2 separate regions of the Mus musculus genome follow, and region 2 is linked to region 1. Evidence: chromatin loops called from intact Hi-C (ENCODE). Cell type or tissue: gastrocnemius. All regions are shown on one strand. Links, peaks and the distances in the headings refer to the core of each region. The heading gives the core; the rest is flanking DNA.

What was found. A loop is a pair of places that touch in the nucleus more often than their neighbours do. Peaks named below come from ENCODE experiments on the same cell type or tissue, not always from the same donor. Only the 100,000 strongest peaks of a DNase experiment are listed, where the experiment ranks them.
Region 2: it touches region 1 in a loop (4-fold over the local background); 9 of 42 quality-filtered maps call a loop at or near these places.

What each region holds. Positions count from the first base shown.
Region 1 is chr17:44,256,591-44,265,745 of GRCm38, reverse strand. The region is part of intron 4 of Clic5 (chloride intracellular channel 5); the gene reads right to left. Among named protein-coding and RNA genes, the nearest start is that of Clic5, 73 kb to the right of the region's middle. In gastrocnemius, for the core only: CTCF peaks have their summits at 3,740 (motif pointing left) and 6,285 (motif pointing right); DNase peaks (open chromatin) are centred at 3,762 and 6,341; H3K27ac peaks cover 619 bases.
Region 2 is chr17:45,398,004-45,407,158 of GRCm38, reverse strand. Cdc5l (cell division cycle 5-like (S. pombe)) reads left to right here. Exons shown (of 16, transcript NM_152810.2): 14 at 2,368-2,565. Among named protein-coding and RNA genes, the nearest start is that of Cdc5l, 31 kb to the left of the region's middle. In gastrocnemius, for the core only: a CTCF peak has its summit at 3,730 (motif pointing right); a DNase peak (open chromatin) is centred at 3,746.

The DNA of each region.
Region 1 (9,155 bases), core at 636-8,635:
CTCAACCTTTCCCAATGCTGCAACCCTTTAATACAGTTCCTCATGTTGTAGTGACAACCCCCCCAGCCATAAAATTACTTTCTTTGCTACGTCATAACTGGAATTTTGCTGCTGTTATGAACGCTAATGTAAATATTTTATGTGCAGATGGTGTGAAAACATCATTCCATCCCCCCCATAGGGGTCACGACCCACAGATTGAGAAACCCTGCTCTGAGCCTCCCTTTCAGCTGTTCTATGCCAAGCAGTCTAGCGACAGCACAGCAGCAAATCTACTTTGCTTGGGAGCATGAACAGAAGGGTTGCCTGTCCTCTGTGAGCTCTCCAGATAGGGTTCTTGGTGGGTGAAAACTTAAAAGAAAGGCTAGAATTTAGAAAAATCTCAGGCAAGTAGGTAGGTATGCCGTGCCCCAGAAATAAACACCAAACTGCTCTCCACCCTGACCTTAGAATCTTAGTTAAAATGGGGCTGGGGAGATGTCTCAGTAGGGATAGGCTTGCCTTGAGTTTGGCTCATCAATGCCCATGTAAAACTCAGGCACGACAGCAGGCGTGTGTAACCCCAGCACACCAGGGTGGAGATGGGGGCAGGGCATCTCTTGAGACTACTGACCAGCTAGCTGAGAAAGTAAGCCCAGGTTCACAGAAAAGACTCTATATTAAAAAAACAATCCATAGAAGAAAATTTCTGAAGTTGACCTCTGTTCCCCCACCTCCACACACACACAGACAGAGAGACAGAGACAGACAGACAGATAGAGACAGAGATCCTTTTTAAAATATCCTAATCTCTAGAGTTGAAATATGTATAACTTGAATTACATATACTCAGAAATGTAAAGAAAAAATATTTTCATAATATTAGCTCCAACTATACATACATGTCAGGAGCAAAAACCTGGTTTTAAAATCTGAGACATTTGATCTCAGGACTCAAACTCTCCCATTCTGCAGACCACTGTGAGAGCCAAGGGCTATTCCACTGGGTACCTATGTGTTCTATCACCAGCTAGAGACTGCCTGTACATCTCTAGCTCCTTGCCAAGGAAACATTATTTCCTCATACCCTACCTTCCGACAAATCTGAGGACACATTTGCACTCTGCTTTTAACTGTTGGGTTTCAGTAGACTCTCAATGCTTCCAGTCATCCAGAATGGTCTAGAAGTGGTCAGTTAGTTTGGAGCCTGGTAGAGTCCTCCCCATACTTTCCGAACAACAGAGGCCTTGCCTGTGCTGGGGCCAATGCTGTGTAAGGAAAAGTGAAAACTCGGCTTGGATTTTCTCTGTGAAGGAAGAAATATGGAGACACCGTGAAGTACTACTGGAGAACTGGCTAAAATGTCTACTTCTCATCAGAGCGCATGTGGGTATAAAAGAAAGAGGCACTTAAGCCGAATGTGGTTTGAGGGAGACTCAAGTGGGAGTCTCTACCCATCGTACTGCTGGAAACACAAGAGAAATGATTCCACACCTTGCTGACATCTGAGAGTTAAAAACATAAATGAGGCCGGGTGATGGAGATTTAAAAAATATCCAATAAGAAGAATTTGACATCCCTTCTCTGTCACCTTTTGGAGGAAGCTATTTTTTTCTTGTGTCCTGCGATTACATAGGAGGCGACGTAGAACAGCTGAATTGTTCTGACCCAAACATCCAGGGGACTCGGAGCTGCCGCTGGAACAGTGCACGCCCAGGAAGAACAGAGGGTAAGGGGATGGAGAGGAGGCTGGCACGTGACATAGTAGTACTGTCACATTGAGGAAGCCAGAGACGCTGTAAGGAGGTCTTTTAGGAGGTTCATCTTTGTGGTTGCCAGTGTGGTCCCTCCCTGCCTCCAGTGAAGCCTCACCTAAGGTTTGTAGTCACTGTACAGGGTTAGGGACTCAGCCTTAGTCAAGTTATCTGAGTAAGGGGTCAAATGGGAAACAGGTAGACTGTGGGGTTCAGCCGCCCACAGGAGAACACCCAACGGGTAAAGTGAGAGGTCTCCGATGACTTCTCTGACTCACAAAGCATGAGGTCCTCAGAGCCACTGGGTCAGGGCTGGAACAGGATTTTAGAAGAGAGGAAAGGGCTTATCTGGAGGGGTGGTAGCTTCCTTTGTTGAATCTGGGCCTCTGGCTATGTTCACACATCATCAGGGTCCACAAAGGACAGAGAACCAGAACCTGGGTCAGGGGTGTCAGAACCAAGGCAGAACCTGGGTCAGGGGTGTCAGAACCAAGCACCAGGCTGCCTTTGGGGGTCCAATGCAACAGGTGACAACCTTCCATGACATGTCTGTCACTCACGAATAACTTGCCTTGAATTCTGCTGTTAGCAATGCCTGTTTCCTGGCTGCTGTCGGAGCAACTTCTGCAGGGTCTGAAGCGGAGTAAGGACCTAGCAGAAGATCTAACTTAGGATCATTATTACTGGAGGTCAACTCAAGGCAGACGGTTGGGTGTGGGAAGGAAAGTTTCGAACACTAGAACTATCCTGGGCACAAGGGGGATCCTGGGGGATATTGGAGGATGACTCATGCATTCAGAGTCGAACCTACCATTGTCTGGAATCATCCCTAAGGCCTTATTTTCTCCTGTCAGTGTTCAACATTCTTGGTCTGATCCCTTGGAGAATTTGAGCCCACAACTACCATCAGACCAATACCCCTGGGCAAGCTCCATTGGCCAGCAAAGTGTGTCTCAACAAGTCAAACCCAGCTCTGGGAGAGCCAGGAACTCATCTATGGAAAGCAATGCCCCAGTCTCCATTTCCAGACAGTGGCTTAAATTCAAATGTCGAGAAGACAAACTGAAGCAAGATGCCATGGCCCTCACCCCAGGTCCCTGCCATGCCTGGGAGGGATCAAAAGGCTAATAGGGAATCTGCAGTTCCTCCTGCCATGGTGGGAACTCTTTGCTCTGGAAAGAAATTCTTCCCTGGATGAAGGATAAAATGATCCCCTTAAGTATTTAGGATGCTGGACACTATGGGTCCCCTCCCCAAAGTCACAGAGTGAACAGAACCCTCTCGGATATGTCCCCAAGGAAACAGGGGACTTTCCTTTAAGGAAAACACATTCTCTATGAAGCCAATTCTCTGAGCTTTATAGAGGAATCAGTGCTTTGAAGAGAAGATCTTTTTCATCTAGCTCCACAGGCCAGCTTATTATTAGCAGACATTTATGTGGACAGTACCCAACAGCACAAACACACTTTGTATTTAAATGACACAGTCTTTGGTGATTGTTTTACTGTGTTTAAATCATGGTTGTGGTGAGGAATTTGGGGCAATTTCAGCATGCTGCTCATACAATACATTTTTGGAGGATGATATTGACGATATAGACAAGTTCCAGGTGCAGATATTTTTGTAAATCTCCTCAAAGCCACAGTACATTCGAAGAGAAAAAAAAATGTCACTTTTACTTCTTCAAATTAAGGGCTCCATACAACCTGTACCATGCAAGCCTCACACATGTTTATTTATTAGTGGTGGAAGAAGCAGGATTGGGGAGGGAGGGAGGGAGGGAGGGAGGGAGGGAGGGAGGGAAGGAGGGAGGGAGGGAGAAAGGGGGGAAAGGGAGAAGGAGGGAGGGGAGGGAGAGCGAGAGCGAGACTGAGAGAGAGAGCGAGAGAGAGCGAGAGAGAGCGAGAGCGAGAGAGAGAGAGAGAGAGAGAGAGAGAGAGAGAGAGAGAGAGAGAGAGAGAGAGACTATGTTCCTGATTAGTGGCCAGCACTGACTTCAGCCATGGGGCGGTGGCGCCACCTTCTGGCCTTAAGCAGAGAGACTACCTTCCTTTTCAGTAGGAACGTGTGTGTGTGTGTGTGTGTGTGTGTGTGTGTGTGTGTGTGTGTTTCCTATTAGGCTGCCAAGAAAGTCATAAATGGCTGTAAAACTCAGTCATATTAAAGAAGGAATGACATAACTGCTGACTGAGGCAGCTGATGCCGCCAGTGTCGTGCACAAGGCTGACTGAGTCGGGGAGAAATCTAGGAGATGTTTACAGTTACTTTACAAACGGTGAATTTTAAGTGTGAGGACAGTTTAGGTTATCATGGATGTTCAAACTTAAGGGGTGAGCTGCCCAGAGAGACGCTCATTATATTGGTTATCTGTTCCTGCATCAACCTGGGTCTTGCTCACCTGTCTTTCTCACCACGAGCACTTATACCAAGGGATTCCATTCCCTATGGCTTGCTTCATCCTCCAATGGCGACATCTTTTGCATGAGAGACCTTGGCAGATGTTGAAACAGCCACCGCCCCTCCACTGCCCTTGTCTGGTTTGGGTAATTCGATGAATACACTATATGTTCTTTCTCAGTTGCCTATGTTCAGTGTCTAGTGTGTATGACGTTTGGTACTTCCTGGTTCCTCATAGATGATGAAGTCTGGGTTCGTGGTGAAGCTGGGCCTGCAATGTTTCTGTCAATGTTGGGAGTCTTCCTCAGTCAGTCATTTCTCACCTTCCTTTTTAAGGACAGTGTCTCTCACTGAATCCAAAGCTTAGCCATTTGACTACACTAGCTAGACAGCAAGCCCCAGCATCTTCCTCCTTAGCGGTGAAATGACACATTTTTTAAAAATGTGGGTGCTGGGAATCCAAGCTTGGGTCTTCATGTCCACCCAGCAAGCACTTTTCCCACGGAGCATCTCCCTCAGTCCTCATTGAGTGGTTTCCTTTTTCTTTCTTTGTTTCTTTCTTTATTCAAGACAGGGTTTCTCTGTGTAGTCCTGGCTGTCCTAGAACTCACTCTGTAGACCAGGCTGGCCTGGAACTCAGAAATCCACCTGCCTCTGCCTCCCGAGCGCTGGAATTAAAGGTGTGGGCCACCATCACCTGCCTGATCTGTTCTTTATAACTCTTTAGCCACAGTCTGGCCACAGTGAGCCTTCCTCGTGCTCACCACAAGATAGGGCAGCCTTGATAGATACTGCCACAACATTTCTCAGGTGCACTCAGACTACACCCAGCCTCCCCGCCCCGCCTTGCTTGGAGTAATTTCCTTATGCTTCACCTGCTCCTGTAATTTGAGGAGCATCTACCCATGCGTGTTGCATGACTCTTACAACAGGAGACTGCGCCTTCTGACGTTTGAACTGAGAACGCAACAAATTCTGAGCATGATATCCTACTTCTGTCTCCTAAAGTCTGGCAAACTTCACTAACCCAAAAGTACATGGAAACGACGTATCTTTGTGGCTGGGTCAGAGAGTTCACCATCGGGGGACGATGGGACAACCAACTTAACTTGAAAAGGGATTACATGCACAGACTCCCTCTTCTCTTCTTTGTTACTGATAAAAAATTCCCATATATTGCCCCTCCCTAGGATAGCAGAGTGCCCTGCTAAAAAGACCCATCTTCCCAGACTGCCACCTTTTCAGGTAGCTCTGGTTAATGAGACACAAGTAGCGAGTAAGCTCCAGGCTTCTGGAGAAGACAATGCCAGAAACTCAGATGCAGTATAGAGTGACTTTTTGAGAGATGAAGATATAAGACACACACTGGGGCCTGGAGAGATGGCTCCATGGATATAAGCACTAGGGCCTGAGTTCAAATCCCCAACATATACCTCATCTCAGCACAGCACAGAGGTGGGGGTGGAGCAAAGATGGGTATATTCTGGAAGTCCAGGGCTAGCTAGCCACTCTGTCTGAAAGGGCAAACTTCTAGTTCTGTGAGCAATTGTCTCAAGGTAACAAGGTGTAGTGAGAAGGGAAGACATCAGACATGCTACTCCAGCTTTGTGTGTGTGCAAGGATGCCATACCTGCACATTCACATACTCCTACCATAGAACATGCATAAAGAAAGGCAAACACACATGTGTATGTATCCACACATGTGCACGCATACACAGAGCCGCAGACTAGTGATGGAGAACCAGGAACTCCGAGGACCTGAGTCCACTGTTTCTTTAAGCTGTCACGTCAGCCTGAGACATGCTGTTCTTTCAAGTACTTGTCATATGAGAAAAGCAAACTCCTGCTAAGACGTGCTAATAAACATTATGGAGAACACCCAGGACAGGGCATGGTGAACAGTAACACGCTTCGGAGGTCTGGCTGAGTCAAAGAGGAGAAACATTTGCTTTAGCTCCTGTAGTCAGGTTTCTATTACACAAAGGAAAACATACCCTTTATCAGTACATGGAGGCGCTGGAATAGCTGGTGGTTCTATTTGTATTCTAGCACTCTGTACAGCTCCCAGGATGGGATGGAAGGGAAGGGATGTGTGGGGTATGTCCGTTTATGTGTGCACTTGAGAATATCCATGTGCACACATGCAGAGGCCAGAAGGGGGCGTCAGGGGATTCTACTCTACCACTTTCTGCTTTACTGCAGACAACGCCAGAGGGCCTGGGAGGTCTCAGAATGCTCCTGACTCCACTCCGCAGGGGTGCAGGTATAGGCTCATCCTGCCATGCTTTGCTCTTTCACACGGGTATCTGAGGATACAAACTTAGCACTGGTAAATGCTCTAACCTATGAAGCCAGCTCCCCACCTCCTTCTTAGTGGAGTCTGAATGAGCACGTGTCCCAAGCTAGGGGCTGAGGCGGCCTCTGGGGATGACCGTGGATGAGACACGCCCTGTTCTGCAGAGCACCATCAGGATGAGTAGTAGCAGTGTGATGGCTTGGGAACCCTAATGCTTACTTCAGACCCATTGCTTAGGTATCTCCTTAGGTAGCTCCCCTCGTGGGGACATTCAGCTAAAGATGCTAAAGTCGCAGGCGATGCTGGAACTATTCCTGCCATCCTCTCTGTTTGTTGAAAAAGAAAATCATGGGTTTGCCAAAACCAGGAAGCAGAGAACAAGGTTGGCCCCAGAAGACAATTGAGCAGCCTGGAGATATAAGCACCCAGGAATGAAGGAGTTTAAATAAGCAGGGCTCATGTGCCATTCTTGTCCAGAGATTCGAAACCACTTTGTGTCACTCTAAAAATGCACTGTCCTCAAATGAAGCTGTCCTACATGGTCATTCAAAGCCACTTTTCAACAGGACTGGCAGGACATAAACATAGAGACAGCAGTAGCAGACACGCTAAAGTGGGCAACAGGAAGCCCACGGGGTCTCAACCCTGCAGCAGCAGGAACTACAGTCAACTAAAGGATGCAAAAATAATTAAATTAATTAAATTGAACTTTAAAAAAGTAAGAGAAATCGCCTTCCCGGGAAGATCTCATCCAATGTGTTGTGTCACCCTGAAATAAGTGAATGGAAGAATTTTTTCTGTTTAATTGAGATCTACTTAATACAATGTGTAAGGAGGTGTGTGAGGACTTTGCTAGTGTGCGTGTGCGTGTGCGTGTGTGTGTAGAAAGAGGGGAGGGGGTTAAGAAACTTGTTTGTAGACTGCACAAATTTAAGAGATCTGTCACCCACGGTGAGGCAACACTAGCCACAGGTAAAGGAACATACAAGTTTTGTGCAAATCATTCATCTAACGATCCTTTATTCCCTAGGTGTTGATCTGAGGCCAGACTAGGCCAGCAGAACTCTTTCTGGTCAGACAGCAGGAAATTCCTCCACACGAATGGCGTTGGTGGTCTGCACTCTACCCTAGTCCAGGAGCCCACACAGCAAAATCTCACTAATGAATGAGCCCACCCACGCAGGACCCACCACTCCTCCCCCCTCCTCCCACCAGAGCCAGCCCCATTCAACACCCTCACACCACCGCCGACCACCTTCCTCACTACTACCCAAGGATTCATTTTGCTTCTGGAACAAACTTTGTTAAAATTAAAATCACAGAAGCCTCCTCAATAAGGAACCAAACCAAAGACTCTCTGGGGGGAACCTCTGGGCAGCTCCTGGGAGGTGCCACAGGAAGTCACGCCCCTCTCGCTCTCAGCCTCCAAGACCCTCGTGGAAGAAAAGACTAAGGGCCTGGGGCCTGCCAAATCTTGGAGGTGGGTCCCACAACGCTTGGGTTGTTTGTTTTTACTTGCAAGAATGCTAATCAAAGCACACCGTTAACCTAACCAACCAACAAAATATCGGGATCTGGCAAGTGGCGGGCAGGGGATCCAGGGCCAGGCAGCCCGGAGAGTTCCTCTGTGGCCGACCTGCTTATTTTGGAAGGAGAACCTTGGAGGGTCTGGCCACCCAGGAACCCAAAGATAACCACATGATGGCAGCCCGCCTCACCTCCACTCAGGGCTTCTTTCAGCCTGAAGTCTGTTGTTCCAAGTTGGTACCAAGTCTTGATCTCTAGCGGTAGCAGCAAGTAGTCCCAACGGAATGAACATGAAGCCTCCAGACACAACCCTGCCTGACCCCTGCAGGGCCTCTGCGCCCACATTCCCCACAATTCCTGCTATCTTGAAGTCCGTTCCTTTATCTTTTCTCCAGACCCTGGAGGTTAGGGGGTTGAGTAAGTAGAGGCTGGGCACAGGCCTAGAAAAGCCAGGCTATCACACTGGGGCCAGGGTATGAGAGGACGCTGGGAAGAAGGGAAGATTTAAGTGTCTTGTTTTTGGTGTCCTGAACACACACATACTATTTTTACTGTGGCTTGCCACATTCTGGGAATGGGGGGAGGGGGGTCAGGAGTTAAGCTGGCTTCTGTCCCCAACAGCAGTGTGCATTCATGACACTCTGGGGCAGGTGCGGGCTTTGATATAGGGACTCGTTAGTTCTAAACTAATGGCCCTCCCAAGCTGCTCAAAACCTTTCCAATATTTCTCTGTTTTAGGCCAAAGAAGTTTGTAAAGGTTCAGAGTAGTGGGAGAGAAAGCAAGAGACAGACTGGGTGCAGCTTGTCAGGGTCTGTCAGGCCTGGTAGGCATATCCTTCCCTAAATATGGAAGGTAGCTGGGAGACATGGTTTGTTTTGGAACTCCCAAGTCAAGACTTTCAAGTCTTCGGAAGTTCGCAGATCCTCCAGCTTTCCCGGGACTGGTTTCTCTTCCTACCAGCAGAGGGCAGCACACGCCTCTCTATCAGTGGGAAAGGCCAGCAGCAGAGGGCAGCCACAGAAACCGCAGCCACAGCTGCCTTAGTTAGGTGCTGTTGGTGTGCAAGCAAGTGTTTGACTGATGCAACAATGCTACAGGGGAAGGTATTGTTTCAATCTCCTCACCGCAGACTGGAGTCCAGAGACTACATGAGAGAGAAATGGCAACATTCCAGAGTGAGCCCACTGCTCACTGCCCAG
Region 2 (9,155 bases), core at 695-8,694, 1.1 Mb before region 1:
ATGCCTTTAGTAGTTAAGTGTTATTTAGACTAATATAAAAGGTATGAGTTTACTTAGTATAAATACTAAGTTAGCAGTTTCTAGTTGTGAGCTCTAATGGTTTGATTATCTCTTCTAGGACTCATTATTGAAATTCATTACCATTGTAGCAGTATTGAGATGTGGGCTCTCAAGAAGTCCTTAGTTCTTGAGGGCTCTGTCCTCCTCAGTGGGCTAGTTGCTTTGTGAGTGAAGCTCTCTGCCACTTTGTGATTCAGTCAGGAGGTCCTCACCAGATGTGAGGTTTGAATTGATTGATGGGATTATTTGAAACAAATGTTCCATGGTTTATCTGTTTATATTCATTTTTGTTCTAAAAGCTGTTTAAAGCAGCTATTTGCCTAGCAGAATCTTTCGTTTATTTTATTTTTTTTAAGATTTACTTTTTTTTTTTTTTTTTTTTTTTTTGGTTTTCAAGACAGGGTTTCTCTGTTTCTCTGTGCAGCCCTGGCTGTCCTGGAACTCACTTTGTAGACCAGGCTGGCCTCGAACTCAGAAATCCGCCTGCCTCTGCCTCCCGAGTGCTGGTATTAAAGGCGTGCGCCACCACCGCCCGCCTAAGATTTACTTTTTATGTGTATGAGTGTTTTGTGTGAATGTGTGTCTGTATGCCACTTGTGTGTAGTGCCCGTGGAGTCCACAAGAGGGCATGGAATCCTCTGGAACTAGAGTTGAAGATGGTATATGAGCCACTCGGTGCGTGTGGGGAACTAAACCTAGGTCTTCTGCAAGAGCAGAAAGTGCTCCCTAACACTGAGCCATCTTTCCAGCCCCTGAAAGAAAGGTCTTGTTAAACATTTTTTACTCAGTTTTTTAAAACTGCATTTTTAAAAAACATTGTATGTATGTTTGAGTGGGATGTGCTGTTGTTAATGTGTAGAGGTAAGAGGACAACTTGGTATGAGTCATTTCCACTTTGTTGGATTAAGGTTTTTGAACTCAGGGTGTCATGTTTCGTGGTCAGTGCCTTTACCTGCTGAGCTGTCTTGTAACCCAGAGCCCATTTTACAGTTGAGAATTGGGCTCAGAGGAGTTAAGTATTGCAGGCAGCCACTTAAACAGGGAAGCAGTGATTGAACCCTAGCCTGCTCAGTTCCTTCTCTCTCATTCTGCCATCTAAAAGTGTTTCTTTAGTAGAGAGCCTTTCACCCTTTCACCTTGTGACATGAGGAGACGGTGGGGTGGAGCACCCCTAAGCCAGCAGTGGTGCCTCTGGCTTAGGAGCCTGCCTCAGTTGATTACTACTGGTATGGTTCTGGACAAGTTGTTTAATTTCAGTAGTTTCACTAGCTTTAAAATGAAGTCAATATTGGCTAGTTTGTAAAGTGGTTATATGTTTTTTTTCTTTTTTAAGAGAAAGTCTTACAGCAGGGCGTGGTGGCACACGCCTTTAATCCCAGCACTCAGGAGGCAGAGGCAGGTGGATTTCTGAGTTCGAGGCCAGCCTGGTCTACAAAGTGAGTTCCAGGACAGCCAGGGCTATACAGAGAAACCCTCTCTCAAAAAAACCAACCAATCAAACAAACAAAAAAAGAGAAAGTCTTACTATGTCACCCTGGTTCTGGAATTTGCTCTGTAGACTAGGCTGGCTTTGGACTCTCATGCTTTATATCTGCCATGGTTAAAGTTTTTGGAGGTAATGAGAGTTGTCCAGTTTCTGACCTTTAGTGACTGGTATGTACTTGAGAGATGTTGCTGTATAATGAATAATAGCGGTGTTGGTGCTCTTGGGAAACCACGAATACTTGACTTTTTAAAATCAGTTTATCTTGGAGCCCTTAGATCTTTCTTTCTCTGTGTATCCTTGTATGTGTGTGTTGTATGTGTATGTGTGTGTTGTATGTGTGTGTTGTATGTGTATGTATGTGTTGTATGTGTATGTGTGTGTTGTATGTGTATATGCCCATGTGCATGCTAGAGGACATAGGTTATATTTATCACCCTCAGCTCTGTGTCCTTGAGACATAGGATATAGTCTGTATTGTTTTTTTTTTCACCGAACCAAAAGCTTGCTGTTGCTGAGTTGGCTGGCTGAACTATAGGCACATGGTCATGTCTGTGGTTTTCTCCCTGCCCCCCCCCCCCCTTTTAAATGGGTTCTGGGGATTCAAACTCAGGTCTTCAAGTTTGCAAAGTAGCTACTCTTACCCATGGAGTCATCTCCCTAGCCCCTACTTAGAGGCTATTTAGCTCAGGTATTGTCCATCCCCTTCTAGAGAACAACCAACCAAACCTTACCATTGGTTTAAGGAAGGAGGAAATAAGCTAGTCTTGAGCTTTATGGTGGTAGAAAGTGTATGCTTCAACTTAAATTATTACTGTAAACAGGCCCAGGATGCTCTGGTACAAGAGATGGAAGTGGTCAAACAAGGAATGAGCCATGGCGAACTCTCCAGTGAAGCTTACAACCAGGTGTGGGAGGAATGCTACAGTCAAGTCCTCTATCTTCCTGCTCAGAGCCGCTACACTCGTGCTAATCTTGCTAGCAAAAAGGACAGAATTGAATCACTTGAAAAGAGACTTGAGGTTGGTATCCATTTGCTTATATGTTTAAAAATCGATTATTATTGTGTGTATGATGTGTATGTAAGTGCTCGAGGAAAGCTTTGTGGAGGCAGTTCTTTCATTTCCTTCTAAGTGGGGTTTGCCTTGAATTCCTGCTGCTAGGCTTGCGCTGCATTCACTTTTACCTGCTATCTTCATTGCCCTTGGTATCCTTTTAAAATTCCAATTCAGTTGAAATTGTGAGCCAGTTAATACGTCTGGTGACTTAAGTACTAGGGCTGGACAGCTGATTGCTTTGTAGTTCTTGAACACTTTGCTGGGTACTCTTCCCTCAATCAGAACCTTTATTTACGTGAGGGAGGGAGAAGGAGTTACTAAAGTCAAGATGGGTCAGTGAGATCACAGCAGTGGGAGTTTTGATCTATAGCTCACAGAGCACCGACATTTACAGAAACTCAGTACATTTTTGTGTATCCTGCAGTTGAGTTAGAGTGGAGTTGCTATGCAGACAGTGGCTCTGTGATTTCCTATGTCTGTGATGCATTGAAGCCTATTAACAGCAGTGGTTTCTTAATAGAATGTTCATGTTCTGAATTCCAGAATCTCTGTAGACATTTTGCAGTGGCATGTAAATAACACAGACTGCCAGGCTGCCTTGTGGGTTCTGGTTGTTGTTGTTGTTTTTGACAGGGTCTTACTGTGTCACTATGCCTATCACTGGAACTTACTGTGTAGATCAGGTTGGTCTCAAGCTCAGACATCTGCCTACCTCTGCCTCTCCAGTGTGAATAAAGATGTGAGCCACCACACACAGCATGCTTTCTAGACTCTTACTCGTGGTCTTTAGGGATGTGTCTGAGGCCAAGATGGAATAGAGAAGGGAAAAGGGATTCTTCAGGACACTGGATGCAGAAAATGACCTAAGCTTCCTCTTTCATGTGATTGTTAGTTTTTCTTTATAGAAAGTAAATTTGAGAGTATTTTTGTTTAGGGTTAAATCTAGATATTAGAATTAATTGTGGTAGTTGGGGCTGTGTGGAACTAGAGAAATGAACAGGAAAAAACAGTGTCTTCTAATATGAATCTTTATGACCACTTATTGTCATACCTTTGTGCTTGTAGAGTTAGGAAATTAGTCTTTGTAATGTAATTCTTGCAGTGCCAGGGCCATGAGTGTTGTAGTTTTATGACTTCCAGCAGGTGGCACTGTTGCTCTGTTTTAATTCATAATGAAAGCTCTCGGAGACAGAACACGAGTGGTTAAATTGTAGGTTATACTTTGTGTCGTGCAGGCTTCTTTTCTTACAAATGACAGTTATAGATCTAAGGCCAACTTTGTAATTGATTGGTAGGCTGTTTGGAATGCTTTCTTGTAACATTTATATATAAATACTTCAATCTCTCACTTTGTTTGAAAAATCTCAGTTTGAGGTGGGTAAACTCTCTCTGCTGCAGATCAAGGACATCTTAATGTTGTTTAAAATGAAGAGGATAATCCCCCTGAATCTCACTTACTCTGCTGAGGCTCTAACTTGAATCTCACTTACTCTGCTGAGGCTCTAACTTTCATGACAGCAAACAAATGTCACAGCGTGAGTGCTGCTGTGAAGTCCAGTGACTCTTCTCTGTTGGATCAGCCCTGAGAATTCTGAAGGGAATAGCACAGCGAGCCTCCGCTGTTCTGTTCTGTTCTGTTGGAGAGGTACTTGGGTTGTTGTGAGCAGTCATTAAAAACATGTGGTTCTCTTTGTTCACTTCATACCAGGACTGAAGTCTTCTGTTGAACTGTTTTTGTTGAGGGATTGCTGATGTTGGAAGAATATTCATAAAACAGTCTAAAGTACTTTTTTTTCTCTTTTTGACTCTTGGGTAACTTGGCTTATTGTTAACCCAGCTAGTTAATTTTAAGGAATATTTAATCAAATCTTTCAATTAGTAAACTCTTATTCCAAAAGAACGTTTATTAAGTCTTCAGGAAGAAGAGAAGCAATTCAGAGATCCAAATAAACAAAGCTTCCATTTAGTGTGTATCCATCCATAAATCACAGCTAGATTTCTCAGAGCTCCTGAAGACAACAGTTTACTGGTTTGAAATATATAAATACTTTATTTCAACTGTGTGGTGATTCTTTCATCATCTCAGTTGATTGCTAAATTATAAACATCATTCAGAGTTCACTGTGAGGAGGAACTGTAGTTAGATGGTGTAGCTAACTGCTAATCCTCTACTTGAGGCTCAGGAAGGTGGGCTTTCTGGGCAAGCACAGTGCACCATGGCTGCCAGTGTTTGACCTTTGCTGCCATGAACTTTGGAATAGTGAATCCAAATTGTGGCTCCATCTCAAGCCCATCAGGCAAGAAAACACGCAGAGTTGTCATGGCTGGTGTTTCCTAAGCATACTTAAAAATATCCTCTGGAGTTTATACTGTGGGTCATTTTTTTTTTTTTGAGCCACCACTTATGTTTAATATTTGTAACTTGGCACTTAAAAAAAAATGTTCTTAAGATTCTTAAAACTGGGACTCAGTAGTTACAAGCACCAGCTGCTCTTATAGAGGACCCAGGTTCAAGTTCCAGCACCTACATGGCAGCTCACAACTGTCTGTATATAACTCCATTTTTAGGGGCTTAATATCCTCACACAGACTTACATGCAGGCAAAACACAGTGCTCATAAAAATAACAGTAAATAAATAAATCATTAAAAAAGAGATACTTAAGACTAATAGAACCATTTCTTTGATGCAGCACATGGTTGGATGTGCTTCTGAGCCTGTTAAGCATTGTAGTCACAGATCAGAAGTAAGTGGGAACCAGTCTGCATTGTAACTGAATTCGGGGATTCTATTTTGCAATGGAGGCAGAATTAACTGGAACCTTGTCAGACATTTGTTTGTAAAGGGGCAAGCAGAAATAAGAGCTCAGGAAAGTTGTGCAAGTACAGCGTACAGAGGCATTTTAACATGCAGCAGAAAGTCCCAGCCTTGGAGTAACTTCTGGGGCTGTTATGAGCTCCTGTGGGAGGTTAGAGCTTTTATTGTTTCTAGTATTTCTCCCAGAGTAACAGAGAGGCTCAATTTCTGTTCCCTGCCATGACTCTAAGAAAATGAGGGATGGCTGTAATTCATTGTAGAAAAACTTTCACCAAATTGTTAAAGATAAAGTGCTTTCCCCTTACTTACTCACACATTTAGGGAACACTGCTAGATAACTGCTGTGTTCCAGACACTGCTCTAGCCTGGACACATGACAGGGAACAAGACTGACATGTGCTTCGCTCTTGTGGACTTGGGTTCTCTGGAAGCATTAGCGGAGGGCCTCATTTTCGGATGATGCTAGCATTAGTCATTTCTGTGTTTGGGAAGTGCAGAGAGAATTTGAAGTGTTCTAAGTTGTTTCCACTTTGAGTGGAAATAGGAAATCATCTGAAGACATAATTAGTTTGAGTGAAGCAGTTTCCATTAGGAGCACAAGTGAAATAAAAAGCCAGAATTTAGGCCCTGCCATTAAGTTTAATAATATTTGAAATTGTAACTACACTGCTGTGTTGAGGAAGCATGACTAGAAAGTGGGTTTTGTCATGTTAGCTATAAAAATGGAAAGGCTGTCCTCAGAGGTAGAAACCAGGCCCAGTGGGGACACTGTTCTCCATATGTTACTTGCACAGTCAATATAGTCAAGAAATATTATGTAATGTTGACTTCTTGCAAACAAGTGGCTTACAGAACAGAGGTAGCAATTTAAAGGCCTTCTTGGTATATTTCTTAAAGCTCTGCCAAGGACCCTGACTTTGTGAGAGTTACATTATAGCATAATTGGCTGTACTGCAGATCCCATTTTTCAGTGCTTTTCATTATAGAGGCAGATATTTTAACACAGGAAAAGATGCACTTGTTACTCCACAGTGAAAACTTAGGCTAAGGATTAAGTTGGTCGGCATTGCTGGCTAGAGAAGTCTGTGCTGGAAATACGTCTATAGCTGTCCATCTGTTTTCCTGAGGCTGGGATGGCTGGAATAGGTGGCACGGGGTACATAGGAGGACTCTTTAGTCCTTGATAATTCTCTTTCCCCAGTTCTGCTGTCTGTCATCTGTCATGCCTCTTCAGGCTCCTGGCAGATTTCTTAGTTGTCTCCAGCAAGAACTCAGATAGGAGCTGACACTGGGGTCAGAGATCGAGCAGCACAGCCGTGTTGCTCAGTCCTCCTCTGCATGAGTTGAATTTGTGTTTTATCTCCTAGTCTGAGGATGCAACTTGCTCTGTGGTGCTGTCAGGTGCCTGGCTGCCTTGCTTGTTATCTAATGCTTACTAAGTCTCATAGATCACTTGAACCTGCATCTTATCAGTAGAGGGAAGGGTCATGAGAAAAACTTGATGCGAATAAGGAGTGCGGAGTGCGGTGATGGAAGGCGAGGTACTGGTGACCGGTCTGAGCGTGTTGTGGTGATTGAACTCCATCTTGCTTTGACAGGATCCTGTAGCTGAGTGATGGACTGGCAGTGAGCTGCCGTCTGCTGTGTGTTTATTTTGGGTGTCCCTAAACCTCTTTTTATATAAGGTTATATTCTGGCCCTTAAGCAAGTTTCAGTGAGGGATGCTCTGAATGTTTCTGAACCTCACTGGAATGGGCTTAAACTGTAGACAGTATAGGAGACCCAAGGAGAATGTGTTTATTTTGGAATTACTTAAGCTTAGTAACCTTAACAAACGCAGTGAGCTTGAAAGTAACAATTAGACTTTTATAAGCCCCATACAGCTCCCTTTGTAATGACCCGAGGAAACACTTACGGGTCCGCTGATTCATCTCCTGGGGACCATCAGTTTTCCACTGGTCTCTGGCCAGTCTGTTTTAGACAGTTTCTCTTCTATGCACTTAAAAATAACATTTCTAGACGTTTTTCTAAAAATAATACCTGTGCTTTGTAGAAAATGTAAGAAAAATAGAGAAACTGCAGAAGAAAAGAAGCTTACTGTTCATAAGCCGCCTCTGTAGATACAGTCACCCCAGTACACGTGTGGGCACACATATACTTTTAAATTTTTTCATTTAATTTTATGGTGTGTGTGTGTGTGCTACCTGATTTTATATATAAGCGTGTCATGTATGTGTCTAGTAGACATGGAGGGTATTAGATCTCCTGGAGCTGGAGTTACAGATGATCGTGAGCCTCCATGTGGATTCTAGGAATGTAACCCAGGTCCTCTAGGAAGCAGAGAAAGTGCTCTTAATCACTGAGCCATCCTTCCAGCCCTCTTTTTGTTTTTTCTTTGTTTTTAAAAAACTGCTTATTTAATTTGTTGGTGAGTGCTAGTGTGAATGTGTCAGAGGAGGGGGTTGGAGCCCCTGGAACTGGAGGGACAGATGGCTGTGAGCTGCCCTGTGGGTGCTGGGATCCAAACCCAGGTCCTCTGCAAAAGCAGTAAACATCTCTCCATCCACACTCTGAACCTTTCAGTGTGTAAGCTCACTGCATAAAGAAAGGAAAGTTTTAAAACTGAACTGAAATGATTTTGAACCATGTTTTCCATCTAATAGCATAATAGTGTAAATAGTAGTATTAAGAAAAAAAGAACATTTACTTCCACTTAAACTCTACAGGAAAGTGTAGCTTGTAAAATCTCTGAAGTACCAGTCTTGTTTATGTGTGCTACTGCTTGCAAGGTTGTGAAATGCCACCTTTGAATCTTGTGAACCGTCTCCGCTGTGTATTTCTATACTTTTATAGCTTCTTTAGAATAAACAATTAGAAACCTTAAAAAAAAAAAAAGATTTATTTATTTATTTTACGTATATGAGTAAACTGTCATTGTCTTCAGACACACCAGAAGAGGGCATCAGATCCCATCACAGATGGTTGTGAGCCTCCATGTAGTGGCTGGGAATTGAACTCAGGACCTCTGAAACAGCAGCCAGCACTCTTAACCTCTCCCTAGCCTCACAATTAAAAACCTTTTTTAAAAAAAATATTTATTTATTTATTTATTATATGTAAGTACACTATAGCGGTCTTCAGACACTCCAGAAGTGGGCATCAGATATCATTACAGATGGTTGTGAGCCACCATGTGGTTGCTGGGATTGAACTCAGGACCTTTGGAAGAGCAGTCAGCGCTCTTAACCGCTGAGCCATCTCTCCAGCCCACAATTAAAAATCTTAATAGCTTCATTCAAGCTTTGAAATTCTTGTTATGTGGAGACATACAAGTTAATGTTTTGATTTTGTGTCTATTTTGTTTGTTTTTTAAGGGAGTTGTCTGGTGGCATCAAGCCACTCACTTCCCCTGTTCCTTTCCTTTCAGCCCAGGGAGGACATTGCTTATTCTCATTGTGCTCCAGTCCAGGCTGCTTCCATGGGTGAGGATGCCAAGGAAGCAGGCTGACTGAAGGCTAGCCTGTTGTTCAGAGTTCACCTTGTCTTGGTGGCGTGGTTCTGGGAATTGAGTAAACCTAGAGCCCTATGCATGCTAGGCAGGCGCTCTGCCTCATAAATACATCTGCAACTTGCTTTTTATTTTTTGAGACATGGTCTCACTGGGTTACCCAGGCTGACTTTAGACTCAAACCCCCTTCCTGAACAGAGACAGGCCTGCACTTGGAAACCCTGATGGA